2 separate regions of the Homo sapiens genome follow, and region 1 is linked to region 2. Evidence: chromatin contacts called from ENCODE Hi-C data. All regions are on one chromosome and are shown on one strand. Each heading gives the region's core, a stretch centred on a gene start or an enhancer-like site at or near the end of the contact. The rest is flanking DNA. Distances are from core to core; before and after follow the strand shown. Region 1 overlaps RGMA (repulsive guidance molecule BMP co-receptor a). Region 2 overlaps LOC101927025 (a long non-coding RNA gene).

Region 1 (2,700 bases), core at 10-2,509, 110 kb before region 2:
GGGAAGAAGGACTCCTCTTGTTTTATGCAACCAACACCCACCCTGGGGCACTTGCCTTAAGGGATTAATCTGAGATCATTAGCAGAGAAAGGGAAGGTCAAGTCCACTCAAGAAGGCGGTTGCCGGAGTTTTCCTGCTCCACCCTGGGGAGGGACCCCTGGCCCCGCAGACCTGGTCCCTGGTGGTCCCGGCCCCAGCCTTGACCTGAGGGCCACTCAGCGGCCCTGCTCATCAAACCGCTCTGATGGAGCCTGCCTGCCCTTTGAGCCCCTCCTCAGTCAGCCTCCCAGTGGGGGCCTGGCCCCACCCTCTGCTCACCCCAGAACCAGAGCCCTGGTTTGACTCCGCCCCTGCTGTGGGGCTCACGAGCATGCCTTGAACACAGGCTGCCTGTGCCCCCTGGAGCGCCCCGCCCCAGCTCGTTCTCTGCCCTCAAGCGAGGAGTAGGTGGGCGCAGTGAGCGGTGGGGTGGACGCGTGCTCTCCTACCAGACCCTGCTTGTAACCTGGAGTGGGTCAGTTGGCTTCTCTTTGCTTCTGTCTGTCCGTCTGTAAACCAGGGCAATATCTGCTTTCTAGGGTTTTTGTGAAATTTGACAAAGCAATGCAGGACTCGTTTCTATTTCCCAAGGAGGTAGACGTGGTGTCCAGAGGACGACAAAGATGGCAGCTCACCATGCACGTGGACCAGAGCCCACTCCATGGCTGGGCGAGCTGGGCAGTGGGTGACTGGCAGGAAATGGTCAGCTTGGAGGAACGGTGCCCTCGAGGTGGTCAGTAACGGGAGGGCTGAAGAGAACAGCGGCCAGTTACTAAGAGCACACGGTGGGCCGGCCGCCGCGCTGCATGCATTACATTTCATCTTCAGGACCGCCACGTGAGGGAGGTGGCGTCATTGTTCCCTCACAGCTGAGATAGCTGAGGCTGCAAAACAAGGAAAACCCACCCTTTTCATGCAGCCAGTAGGTGACAGAGCTGGGAGCCTGGATCGGGTCTGGTTCTGGAGCCCGGGCCCTTCCTTCGGTCTGGGTGTGTCTGTGCCCATGCCACTGTCCATCCCTGGCCATCCAGGCCCGTGAAACACAAGGTCCCTCCCCCTAGGCCAGGGCGTGGCGGGGTAGGGTGGGGCTGGTCCAGTGGACAGAGCTCTTGCATCGTTTCCTTGACGGGGTGCTTTGGGGACTGCTGCTTCCCATATTGCCAACTGCCTTATGTCCTTTACAGTCCTGCGGTCAGCATGGCCCCGAGCCAGCTCACCAGGGTAATAAACTGCCACAAGCCCCTTCTCTGTAACAGCTGACGCTGGCCTTGTTGCACAGATGGAGCTCAGAGTGAGCTCAAAACCAATTCCCCAGACAGTGTCTGAACACGTCTTTGTTCTTCTCTGGGCAGATCTGCTTGGCCAGACACATTCTGCTTTGGCTGAACGGCCTGGAGAGGGCTCCAATTCCTGCTGGGGAGAGCTGAGGGAGCAGGTTTGAGTTCAGATGTGGAAGAATCCAAGTGCCGTCTCAGGGTCACCCTGGGCAAGGACAGGGTGATGCTGGGCGACATGAATGTTTTCGCCTTGGGATCTGGGCTGCCTGGGATCACAGCCCTCATTCCGGAACGCCACTGACATTACGAGCGTGCCTTGCACACTGGCTGCCTGCAGCTGTCTATTAATTCAGACCATCCTGCTAGGACTTTCTGAGAGTGTTAGTTTCTGTTCCTTTGCCTTCAGGGTTCTGCTACTAACACCATGTCTATATCTTAGGGAGGGAAGGATTAAAAAGTCGAAATGTTGAAAAGCCCTGCAGGATGGGGAAGGTGGCTAAGGAAAGCTGTTGATAGCAGGGTTGGGGGCCTTGGCTGTGCCGATTCAGAAGGTGGTGGTTTCCCAGGGGACAATGGGAACTTCCACGGAATGAGGTCTGTAGACTCCTGGTTAGAGGGTTTGGGGGGCAGGGGTCTTCCCATTGCAGCAAGCTTCTTTCCATTGTTTCAAGGGTTTGGTAAGTAAGGCCAATCAGACCAAAGAGATGTGATTTCTGGACCATACCTGAGATTTGCACACAGGAAAGTGCAGTCCCTGCCCTTGTGTGTCTTGTCTGCTGGGAGACACAGGTATGCGAGGGCGGAGGGTGGACTGTTTCTTCAAGATGCCCTCTCCCCAGTTCTGGCTGGTCAGCCTGGGAGTATGTCAGGGCAGGGGTGGCGTGGCATGCAGGAGCTGCCCCATGGACATTGCCTTAATGAACGAAACTGTTAGTTGTTTTTTTTTTTTTTTTGAGACGGTGTCTTGCTCTGTCGCCCAGGCTGGAGGCTGGAGTGCAGTGGTGCGATCTCTGCTTGCTGCAAGTTCTGCCTCCCGGGTTCACGCCACTCTCTTGCCTCAGCCTCCCGAGTAGCTGGGACTACAGGCGCCCACCACCACGCCTGGCTAATTTTTTGTATTTTTAGTAGAGATGGGGTTTCACCGTGTTAGCCAGGATGGTCTCGATCTCCTGACTTAGTGATCTGCCCGCTTTGGCCTCCCAAAGTGCTGGGATTACAGGCGTGAGCCACCGCTCCCGGCCGAAACTGTTTAATATTGAGTGCCAACTTGATTGGATTGGAGGATGCAAAGTATCGTTCCTGGGTGTGTCTGTGAGGCTGTCGCCAAAGGAAATTAACATTTGAGTCAGTGAACTGGGAGACAGAGACCCACGCTTAACCTGGG
Region 2 (2,700 bases), core at 174-2,673:
GTTAGTCAACACAAATTTTTGTGCTTCTCTCCTTTTTTTTTTTTTTTTTTTTGAGACAGAGTCTCACTCTGTTGCCCAGGCTGGAGTGCAGTGGCGCGATCTCAGCTCGCTGCAACCCTTGCCTCCCGGGTTCAAGCAATTCTCCTGCCTCAGCCTCCCAAGTAGCTGGGGTTACAGGTGCGCCACCACACCTGGCTAATTTTTGTATTTTTAGTAGAGATGGGGTTTCGCCCTATCGGCCAGGCTGGTCTCCAACTCCTGACCTCAGGTGATCTGACCGCCTCGGCCTCCCAAAGTGCTGGGATTACAGGTGTGAGCCACTGTGCCTAGCCTTTGTGCTTCTCTTTGAGACAAACTTAGTAATTTGTGTCTCCAGTGACAACTTATACAGGGCTTGCTGGTCAGACTGGCTTCAGCTATTTATGAGTTCTGCATAGCCTCGCCCTGTCTGCCTGTCTGTCTGTCTGTCTGTCTGAGCTCCTTGGCACCCAGGAGGCAGAGATGGGGAACAAAGAGAACATGAGGAGCAGCAGTCTACTCCTCTCCTTTCTTTTGAGCTGGACATATTGAAAGAGGAATCATTTTGTTGGGCGCGGTGGCTCACGCCTATAATCCTAGCACTTTGGGAGGCCAAGGTGGGTGGATCACTTGAGGTCAGGAGTTCGAGAACAGCCTGGCCAACATGGCAAAACCCCATCTCTACAAAAATTAGTCAGGCATGGTGGCAGGCCCCTGTAATACCAGCTGCTTAGGAGGCTGACGCAGGAGAATCGCTGGAACCCGGGAGGCGGGGGTTGCAGTGAGCCGAGATCACGGCACTACACTCCAGCCTGGGCAACAAAGCAAGACTCCATCTCAATAAATAAATAAATAAAACCATTTCCTTCTCTCTCTCTCTCTCCTTTTTGTACACACTTTGTTCTCTGGATTGATGGAAATTCATGTTATGTCATGTGCTGGTTCATAGTGCTCAGATTGAGGATTTCTGAATAGACATGAACTTGGATCCTGACTTTGCTTTGAGTTGTTTTCTAGCCCCCTCTTCTGCCCCCAACATCACTTACCATGACAAATGCTGGCACCTGGATCCTTGTGGAAGTCCTCACCCTGGAGAAAGGAGAGACTATCTGGCTCAGCCCCACAGGGGGGAGAGAGACCTCAGCTGGAAAGATGTGGACATGTCTGTCCCGGGGGAAGAGGTTAAAGGGCAGAGGGGATGTATGAATAACTCTTCTTTTTCCACTTATGAATATGCTCTGCCCAAACTGCTCATGATGTTAGACATGTCCACCTTCCATCCGACATAAGTGAGGGGGCCCTATCGGCACCTCCCTCCCGGATGTGATGGAATGCTTTGGAAACCATTAATCCTGGTGTCAGCAGGAGCCTATGGAGGAACTTGTAGTTAATATCCCCCACGAGCCAGGGAACGGGCTGAGAGGCAGACAGCTTACTTCCTTCTCCCTTTCGGCAGCAGAGTCATGGGCTGGCTCAGCAGGTCCGAGTTAGATCATTGGCAGAACCGGCTGGTGCCAACCTTTAAATTTTAGGGCTGCCTCTTCTATCCTGGTCAAGAGCTTCATTTGTTACATAATCATGTGTCTGTAGCTGCCCCATGGCCTCATAAAATGTGCAGCTTAACGGGGACGTTTTCTTCTTGCCTGAAGCTTTGGCCGTGGGGCCTTCAGTCCAGCCACAGCTGGCCTGAGCTGGGGACAATGACAGTTCACAGGATTCCATGTGCTCTCCCACTTCTCTGCTCATAAGTTTTCCCCATAAACCCAACTTTTTTAAAAAATGAGGATGACTCATATAAAGATATGATTTGTACCAGATTGGTTTGTAAATGCAACATAATCCCAAATAATTTTTTTATAATTTTTTTTAAAAATTTACCGTCTTTACCATTTTTAAGCCTACAGTTCAGTGGTGACTAATACATTCATATTCTTTCTCTCCCTTCATGCCTCCTTCCTCCTCCCCTTCCAGCCTCTGCTAACCACCAATCTACGCTGTCTCATGATACAGGTATGTGTGTCCTTTGCATGGCAATGCTAATATTGTTGCCACCACCTTCTCATACCAGTCTGACATTAATTCCTGCCCTTTAGTGACTGTGAGTTCCAGTCTTGAATGGGCATAGAATTTGTCACAGCGATAGCTAACAATTAGTGTTACTACATGCTGGGCACCATGCTAAGAGTTTTGTATGTATTAACTCACTTATGTAGGTCGGTGAAATTATCTTTTTTTTTCTATGCAGTTCACTTTTCTTTCCCCCAGAAAAGGAACCGAGGCACAGCGAGGTTAATAATTTTTTCAAGGTCACACAGCTATAAATGGCGAGACCAGGATTCAAACCTAGGCAGTCTTCCTTTAAAGGCATTAAACTCTATGCTGGTGATGAGCAGGTGGGTAGAGAAAAGGTTCAGGGATAAAAATAAAGTGGTTTCTTACATTTATTCCAAGATTTTAGCAGGTCAGCTGTGAGTACCAAACTTTCAGTGCTATGAGTGTCTGGGTGTTTTGGCTGGTTTGCTTGCTTTCTCTGTGTTCCTAGGTGTGCAAGTGGGAAGAGGGGGTGGGACACATCCTGCAGAGAGACCTGCCGTGCTCCCCACTGGAGACTGCAGCCTCCACTTCCCACAATCCCTTGCATCTTTGTCTCTAGTCTGTGGCCTGGCTTCCCCCAAGAAGACG

Evidence for each region. A loop is a pair of places that touch in the nucleus more often than their neighbours do. Pooled maps may share reads with other maps.
Region 1: a loop to region 2 is called in a map of sigmoid colon, with 3 times the contacts of the local background. The contact joins two enhancer-like sites. A Hi-C loop is called at or near these places in 3 of 168 maps with a recorded cell type or tissue (ascending aorta, psoas muscle and sigmoid colon) and 9 of 50 pooled maps.

The regions. Positions count from the first base shown.
Region 1 is chr15:93,036,317-93,039,016 of GRCh38, forward strand. It overlaps RGMA (repulsive guidance molecule BMP co-receptor a), which reads right to left. Exons shown (of 4, transcript NM_020211.3): 4 at 1-2,700. Among named protein-coding and RNA genes, the nearest start is that of RGMA, 52 kb to the right of the region's middle. RefSeq lists an enhancer at 1-14. Within about 2 kb of position 1,260, at least 13 of the 41 ENCODE cell types and tissues checked have a DNase peak (open chromatin) inside an H3K27ac peak, as active enhancers do.
Region 2 is chr15:93,149,677-93,152,376 of GRCh38, forward strand. All of the region lies in intron 4 of LOC101927025 (a long non-coding RNA gene), which reads left to right. Among named protein-coding and RNA genes, the nearest start is that of RGMA, 62 kb to the left of the region's middle. Within about 2 kb of position 1,424, at least 2 of the 41 ENCODE cell types and tissues checked have a DNase peak (open chromatin) inside an H3K27ac peak, as active enhancers do.